2 separate regions of the Mus musculus genome follow, and region 2 is linked to region 1. A link is a loop called in an ENCODE intact Hi-C map of the cell type or tissue named here. Cell type or tissue: left cerebral cortex. All regions are shown on one strand. Each heading gives the region's core, and the rest is flanking DNA. Links, peaks and the distances in the headings are about the cores only.

Region 1 (4,389 bases), core at 191-4,190:
TGTGTGTGTGTGTGTGTGTGTGTGTATGTTGATAATGAAAACAAGGCAGAAAAGAACCAGGTTAGGTAGGCCTAGCAGTGCACAGAACCAAAAGAGGGATATTAGAAGGTTCCTGGGCCGGCTAGTCTAGCTATCCTCTGGCTTGTCATTATGGAAAGAGCCCTGAACATGGAGAGATGATCCTGCCTCTTTCATCTCTCTAAACCTCACTTCTTCACCCATGACAGGAAAACACTAGGAGACGCATTCAAGGTCAGCCCTGGCTCTGTGATTTTTCTGCAGCCTCTCATTAGATCAGCCAAACGCTTCCAAACCTGTACTCATGTACACACGTGTAGCCACATTGATAACATTTGCACTTTGGTCAGGTAAAGTCACCAAATACTCAAAATATAACCAGTACGACCTCTGATTAAACCTGTAGCCCCAGAAAGTCCTGTGCTCCCCTCCTCCTCCTTCCCTCTCCTGCTCAGCTGGACAACTGAGCTGGGATCCTTATACTCCCATGCCCTGGCTTTCAATAGACCAACAACAGATGGAAGCAGTTTCCCCCAGATTAATTATCACCCTGGCCACCTCATAGGGAAGGCATGATCGGTACGAAAAAGATTGGTCTGATCACCCTAAGGTGGTGGAATCAAATGAGCTCTTTTTTTACTGGTGAGAAGGTCGATTATAGGTACCTTTGGAGTGAGTCAGGGCAGGCCTGGAACTGAGAGCCTCCAGCAACTTTCTATCTCCTTTCTGAGCAAGCTCACATACCACGCAGACAATAGGGCCCACCCAGCCAAAGAGCCAGGGCTATAGGCTTTTGTCCCACTTACAAACCAATGGCAGAAATAATGGTGACGGTGCAAACTACCCAGCCTTGCCCAATTTGTCAGAGGAGGAAAATTCTTCCTTTGACCCGAGCCGAGATCCTCAAGGTCATTTTGGGGATGTGACCAAATATCTACCCAACTAAGCATCTATACCTGGGCTATTTCCCCTGTTTCCTTTCCATTTCTTTCCTCCCCTTCACCTTTTCTCATGTATGGACCTACAGTGCAGATCAGGCTAGCCTCAAACTTGAGGCAAGCTTCCTGTTTCTATCTTCGGAATGTCTGTTCACAGGCATTGGCTATTTCTCTGTCAAAACGTCTTTGAGCTAAGCCAAACCAGTGCAAAATGAGGAAAGTGAGACAGTGAAAATCCTCCCACAGTTTTATCATCTTGGCAGTGCCGTTGAGGAGAGAAACACTTTTTCTTTCCTAACGCTCCACGACACCTGAATGCCCACTGCGGCAGAGCCTCACGGATAGGAAGTGTTACTTTCCCACCCTTCGGGGCTCTTTAAGAAGGGTGGCTGCAGAGGGCTCAGTGGGGGTTTCAACACTTGCAGCAGTGGAGGGCTTGTGGGTTGGGTTCTTGAGTATTTGTTCTGAAAGCAACCACTGCATTGTGGGAGCCAACTCGCCAGTGCCTTATTGAGCAATACTTCATTTTTCTTCAGCTCATTTAGGACTTCATTTGTTTGGTTTTTTTTTTAAGCTATATTTTTCTAAAACATCATAGAAGGAAGCTGTGGGCTTCGATCGGAAGATCACAAGTTTTAGGTTAAAGACGCAGAGAATGAGTGTTGTTTGCGGTAGTCACAAAGCAAGCGACGGAGGGCACAATTCCTGCCTAGCCTGCTGCAACCTCTGACTTTCTTGCAGGCGTGCTAAAAGTTTTGATTTTTTTCCCCATCCTGGTCTGCTAATCTGTAAGTACTCATGACCATCTCTGATAACCTACTTCCGAATCCTTAAAATGGACATCTCAACACACAGTCCGCTGAGCGTCCTGAGGATTTAATAAAATCAGTGAACATTGATTGAGTAGCTAAAAAGTTTCACTCTGAAGACTTTTGAGAAGAGGAGGCAACCAAACTGTAAAAGCTGCTGTCCCCAATACACTGAATCATAGAAAGACCCTTGCCGAGAGAATGAAGGCAGGAGAATGAAGCTTTCCGTGTGGATGAGCACGTGTAACAGCCTGGGTCTGAGTCTTTGGACTACCACACAAAACCATCTCTATAAATTACCGGGCCTTCTTGTGCCTCAGTTGCCCCATCTGTAAAATGGAGACTAAGTGCATAATGATCTAGGACCCCTATTCTGTCTTAAATTCTCCTACCTTAACGCAGATGCGGGAGAGCATGTGTTTCCAGTTGCTGCCAGTAGGGGGCAAATGCGCACAAACCCCTGAACGCATACAGACTGATAAGGTTTGAGAATACAGTGGAAAAAAACCCTAGCCACTTCTCTTCTGGAAGCACTCTGTCCTAAGGGGCTGTGGGAGGGCCAAATGAGATTCCTTTAAACTATTTTGTACAAACTCCTTAAAAAAACAAAAACAAAAACAAAAAAAGCCTTAAACAGTAAGAATACCATTCTCTGTATCAAGAGGGGCAGCTTGGTGAGCAGGCCCTCCAAAGAACTGAGGGGTGAGGCCAGGGTTGGGGGAGGTGGTGGGTTTTTCTTGAGCTGGCTATCCGTGCAGAATCCGGCTTCCTCCTAAAGGCAGCTAAAGGATGGGCAGAGATTTAAGCGCCTGTACACATTCTCTCAGCTGCCTTTGGTTTAGTGGAACCAGAGGAAGTGGGGGCCGGTGAAGAGGGTGGGTGGCCACCTTCCCGGAGGAGACAAAAAAAAATCTCTCCGGCAAGCCGTCAAACCTGAGTCAAACACCCCCGGAGGAGGCACTCTGGCTTCCTCACGGAGGGGCTGCCGTGGGAGCTGGAAACAGAGACTCAGTCCCAGGCCCCAGCTAAGTCTCTGAGCCCCGACACCCCCTTTCAATTCATTCAAAAGAGCAAAGAAAAGCTGCTTACGTGAAGACAAGTGGTGGCTAGGTCCAGACAGAAGGCTTTCAAGGCAAGAGAAGGCAAGCGCGCTCCCAGCACCAGCGGACTGTAGAAATAAAGGCACCTGTAGCCGTGTGATATAAGTGACACCTACAGACAGGTCCGTTTGGTTTTTCAGGTTTATGCACAGCCCCTTTGATGACGGTGACATACGGTGTGACACGGCTCCTCGGGGGTGGGGGGTGGTTTTCACATGCAGAAAGTTTACCTTTCTCCTGCTTTTGTGCCCAGCTCCCACCACCCACCGAGGGGACCCAGGAAATGAGCAGAGAATTCTTGCCCCCGGGGGGATAAGTGGAGTGCTGGCTGGAGCAGTCTCCGTTGAGCAAGCTGGAGGGAAGGAAATTCAGGCCTGGTGTCTGTTCATTGCAGCCTTTGCCTGGGCTGGCCAAGTCCCGAACCTCTGTATGTAGTGTTATCCCCTATTCTGTGCGTGTTAGGAAAGAAGAGCAGTGCCAAGAAGTGGTAAAGAATAAAGGTGCTTCAGGGATCAAATTCTGAGCCGGTCATTTTCTGGCTGCATTACTGTGAATAAGTTAATGAGCATATCCGGGATCCATCAGATTAATGCAATAATGGAATCTGTCCTTGGGTTGCTGGGAAGGCCATACTTGGTAATGTCAGCCAATCACCTGGAAGCCTGTCCTTGGGCGCTACATATTTCCTTCTATTGATCCTGGTGGGGACCTTCCGATCAGGGGGCAGGGAGAGAGTCAGGGAGCAGTGCTTTCACTGGCCTTTCCACTCTAAGCACCCAAAGGGCGCCATGTTTGAATACAGGAGCCATGTGACAGCTTTCCCCCTTTCCCAGTGTCCTCTGTTTTAGAAATGGCGATATGAAGGGATCGTGGAGCTGCAGTGTCAAACATCCAGAACAACACGGGGGCGGGGGGTCCTGATTGGCTTGCAAGCTGTCAGCTGTCTCACTGAGAACTACCCAGTTTTTAGGACATCTCTCAAATCTAAATGACGGCCTAGGCAGTCATCTGGGAGGAGTGTTCATAACCCCCTTTCGTGGGTTCCGTTCCTCTCTCAATCTCAGGCAGCCAAGACACCAAGGTGCTCAAACTGCAGACTCTGTGATCTTGAAGTGGAAAGCAGAGATTGACTGGTTGGTTAGGTTTTCTTGGGAACACTGGGCATAGGCACAAACACTCAAATCCAAACACCCGAACGGCGTGAAGAAACAAAAGGCAGTTCATGTGAGGAGTCATGTGTCATCATGGAAAAATAGTCGGGGCAAGATAAGTGGCCTGTTGAGGCTCTGGCTTGGCTCTGGGACCTTAGGTGGGAGAGCCAGCTTTTCTGGGTCAGAATTCTCCCAACAGTAATAGGAGAAAACGGGATTAAGTTATTTATTTATTTATTTAATCATTTTGTTGGATTTAACAGTGCCTTTAATCCCAACACTCAGGCGGCAGATATCTGTGGGTTTGAGGCCAGGTTGATTTACACAGTGAGTTTTAGGCTACCCAGGGTGATCCACACAATGAGACCCTGTA
Region 2 (4,389 bases), core at 217-4,216, 78 kb after region 1:
TTGCTACGGAGGCAGGCAAGCTTCTCAGAGGCTGGCCTTGGGTGGGATGGAAGAACTCAGGGATGAATCCAGTGTAGTGATTTGGAGTATGGGAGGAAGAGGGTAGAATTACCATTTACTGGGATGGGAAAACTTGTGAACCAGTTGGTCAGTCATGAGTTTGGGTGTGGACATGCCAACTGTCACGTTGCAGATGCTCAGGAGAAGCCGTTGTGAGCGTGGTGTATAGGGGGAGAGGTGGGCTGTGGGTCTCCATTTGGGAATCATCAGCCTAGAGATGGTACTTAGACGCTGAATTGTTTCTTCACAGAGGGAGGGTGGATGCAGAAGAGTAGAGCATGAGAGTACAGGTTTCAGGTCATGATGTTCAGAGGGTGGGGCATCAGGAGGACAGCTGGTATTTATAAACACTAGAACGAGAATATGAGAATCGATATCAGGACATTTACCAAAGCACTATCTGGTAGGGGGTGACAGAACAAGTCCACAGAAAGCTCTCCCAACGGTACAACAGATCCAGGCTGGTGGCCCCATCACCGCCAAGCAAGGGTGATGCTGTGCCCTGCTGTGCTGCTCTCTCAAAAAATGTGAGCGTTGTCTCTAAGCCAATTGTAAATGATGGCCAGGGTCATAGGGTTTTCTAACATGCTGGGCAGTCAGGCAAACAGCTGTAGGAGTGGTTGCAGGGAGACTGGGGGGCTGTAGGTGACAGGCAGGGATAACTCGGGGTGACAGACTCTCTAGCTGCTCCCCAGAAGCCATAGTTATGGGAGAAGCCATAGTTTCCTCAGAAGCACTTGGCACGTTGTCCGGACAGCAAGAGAAGCCAGTGCTGCCATTGATAGCTGTGTGACTTCAGGAAAATTGCTCAATGTCTCCCAAGCTCTATTTCCTCGTCGCTCATGACTAATAATTCCGTCCATGGGGGTATTTGTAAAGATTAAAGAATGTTAAGTACATTAATGCGTGTAGTGAACTGCAAAGCTATATGCAAATACAAGCGTTGGAACTAAGGAGGTCTGTGATTCCTGGCTCCATTTACACAAGAATGGATTGTCACACTTTGCATAAGTGATGGGTTTTCCTTTCTGAAGTTACTTCTTTGAGATCCCTAATCCTTACCATTGGGAGAAAGACTGGGGTTAGGAGAGAGGAGAAGGGTAACACAGGAGGTGAATGACCAAAGCACATTAATACATGTTTGAAAACATCTTAATGACACCCATTATTTTGTACAATGAGTTAGGCTGGTGGGGGGGAGACAAAATCGATATTTTAGAGAAAAAAAAAAGCTTCACAAACTGAAAGTGTCTTCCATTATTTGCTTTAGAGTTAAAGCATGAGCCACCATCCTTGGACTGGGAACACAAGAAAGACATTTCACTTCCCCCATCAATGATTTCTCTCTCCCTCCGGTTCCTTATCTGCCTCCTCCTTATCTCAGAAAAGCCTTTAGCCGGTTGCCAGGAGAGATGGCTGATCTTTCTCTTCTGCCTCCCGCAATGCTGATAAAAAGCAGGAGGGGGCACAAGGGATGGAAACAATTCTGGTCCTGCCAGCCTCAGTCCAAGGAGCATTTTAGGCCAGGGGATGGGGTTCCCCTGCTGGGGGCGGGGAGATCAGTAGGTCTGTGTGTTCCAGTCTCGACAGTCCAAAACCCTCTCTTGACATTGGGAAAGTCAGTGAGTTGGATTCAAGCTTTAGGGACTCTTTGGCTGCAGTCTGGTTACTTCTGCATGCAGCCACTAGATGGCAATGTCTTCCTAACCCTAAAGCAAGGTTTTGCTTTGGAAAAATGCCAAGTTTTAACACAGACAAACCACACACACACACACACACAGACACACAGACACACAGACACACAGACACACACAGACACACACACACACACACACACAGACACACAGACACACAGACACACACACACACACACACACACAGAGACACACACACACACACACACACACACACACACACACACACTTGTTCTCCCCTAAAGTGCAAAATAATATCCATATCAATAGGGAAGCAAAGAACGTTCTTTCTGAAAACTCTGGGTAAGTTAGTGATGCAGACAGACAGGGCACCTGCTGGAAGGAGGCATATTTGTGAGGACTGAGGTCTTCATTGAAGATGTCTTCAGTGGCTGCAGACAGTGTCATCAGGGAGCTATGGGAACTGTTGGGTATTAGGAAGCTGCAGAGGTCATGGAGATGTGCCCTAGATGGAAGGTTTGTGTGAAGAACCCTGCAAAACTCTGGCCCATGCCAAGTGCCGCCTGGCCTTGCAGAAGTTGGCCTTGCAGACACATGCCCAGGGCTGGCTGTTAAGACTGTCCTGGCAGAATCAAGGACCTCCTTTGCAGGCAAGGAATTCAGAGAGAGACAGTGCGATGGGAGCCTTCTCTTGTAGATGGGGAAACTGAGGTCAGAGCAAGGAAGGTCTCTGGAGTCTGTCTTCTTGCTAAGTTTCTTTGCATGTAAACAGCCCAATTGACTTTAAATGGCTTTTCCCAATGTCTCATGCTCTTTGATGAGCTAGCATAGCTTCTTAAGCTTCCTGGCTCCAGCTTGCCAAGCGCCAGTGTCTATGCAAACCCGGGCATGCTGCAGTGGTTGAGGTTCCAATAGCAGATGAATATGTTCAAAGCCATCCAGCAGCCAAGTGATCCGGTAGAGGAGAAAAGTCATTCCAAGTAATCGCTTATTAACTCGCCAAGCAATCTCACATCTCACCGTAGATGCTTTGCAGCTAATAATGATAATAATAAGTACTTATTTAGTGCTTCTTGTAGATCAGTCTCCATTTTAATCAGTTAGTATCATAGAGCCACATTATTCCAACAACACCATGAAATAGATCCTACTGCCATTTTTTTGAGTCAGGAGCTGTCTGTCTATACAGCTCAGGCTGTCCTGGAACACAGGAGAAATGCCCCCCCCCCCCCCCGCCTCAGTTTCCACAGTGCTTGGATTACCGATATCTGCTGACAAATTTGGTTCAGTTATTACTCTGTCTGTGTTACAGGTCCAATAGGGTAAATCAGAGAAGGTAAATAACTCGCCTACGGTTACACAGCTGGAAGGCACAGAGCCAACATCACACCCTGCTTTGCCTAACTCCAGAGCAGATCTTTTAGCATTCCTGCCATGAAGTTGCTTATGACACTTTCTCCCATGTGTAGGCTCTGACAGAGGCACTTGTCAGAGTTTCGGACCAGAGCACCAGTCAGCATCTTATCATTTTCCGATTGTGACATGGTGGCCCAGGGGTGGTGAGCAGGCTCAGGGCTTGGAGACTTGGTGGCTTCCAAGTCACACCTACAGGCTACTCAGAACGTGAACGTGTGGGACGAAAGAGTTGCTTGTAGACAGAGGCCAGCACCAACAGGCAAGACACTGCTGGATCTGTTTGGGGGCAAGCACAGGAGGAGTGGGTATCTCAGGGGACAAAAGGACAATAGCACAAAGAGGTAGTCTGTGTATAAAGGGCCACCCTGTTCTGGGGTCTGAGTGTCACCTTGATACAAAAGGACTTAGCATGTGGCAGTAAGGACTGACTACTCCATCTCCATCTTGTGGGAGACAGTGTCTCAAATGAAGAAATAGATGCCATGGGCTAGGCGTGTAACATGGTGGAAGGGTTCTTGCTTAGCATGTGTGAAGGTCTGGGGTCCCTTGGCACTAGAAACAAAAACAGAAACGAGGAACACAGAGGCCAGATTAAAAATGGGCTTCAAAAATCCAGGTTCCTGTTTTACCACAAAAGGCTATGACATTGAAGTGGAAGCATGTGAGATGCAGATGACTAGTCACCGGCTGCCAGTGCCGAAGTTACTGGTACACAAGTAGTACCGAGATTTCCAGTCCGACAGACTGGATTCCCAGATCCACGCCACCCTCTTTTACATTATGACCCTTGGGCAAACTATCTAGTGTCTACTGAGTCTCTATTTCCTCATATTTAAAAGAGGGAAAATTCAATATCTGCCCCAACGTTGCTGAGAGCACTAAACAGATGAAGTACACAACGTACCTGGTTGGCCACACTGTCTGGCTGCCGTGCCTAATAAACAGTAATGGGGATGATGAGGACGGTTGCTATACAGGCCCACCCTGGAAGTCTTGTTATACAAGTCTGGCAACCCGAGTTCAATCCCCAGGACCCACGTAAAAAAAGTGTCCACAAAAATGTCCTCTGATCTCTACAATTGTGTCATGGCACATCATATACCCTTATCTTATCTATGGATGAACACACACACACACACACACACAGAGTAGTAAAAAAATAAATATATATATATATATTTAAAGGGACCAGAAATAGAAGAGAATAAAAGAAGGAAACTCCCTAAGGACACCTCTTTCCAAGAAGAGAAACCATGAT

Evidence for each region. Peaks named below come from ENCODE experiments on the same cell type or tissue, not always from the same donor. Only the 100,000 strongest peaks of a DNase experiment are listed, where the experiment ranks them.
Region 2: a loop joins it to region 1, with 2.1 times the contacts of the local background. A loop is called at or near these places in 4 of 42 quality-filtered maps.

The regions. Positions count from the first base shown.
Region 1 is chr2:103,422,654-103,427,042 of GRCm38, reverse strand. Elf5 (E74-like factor 5) reads right to left here and starts at 2,975. Exons shown (of 7, transcript NM_010125.3): 1 at 2,855-2,975. In left cerebral cortex, for the core only: a CTCF peak has its summit at 2,187 (motif pointing right); DNase peaks (open chromatin) are centred at 563, 1,200, 2,209 and 2,649.
Region 2 is chr2:103,344,854-103,349,242 of GRCm38, reverse strand. All of the region lies in intron 1 of A930006I01Rik (RIKEN cDNA A930006I01 gene), which reads left to right. Among named protein-coding and RNA genes, the nearest start is that of A930006I01Rik, 26 kb to the left of the region's middle. In left cerebral cortex, for the core only: a CTCF peak has its summit at 1,722 (motif pointing right); a DNase peak (open chromatin) is centred at 1,724; H3K4me3 peaks cover 195 bases.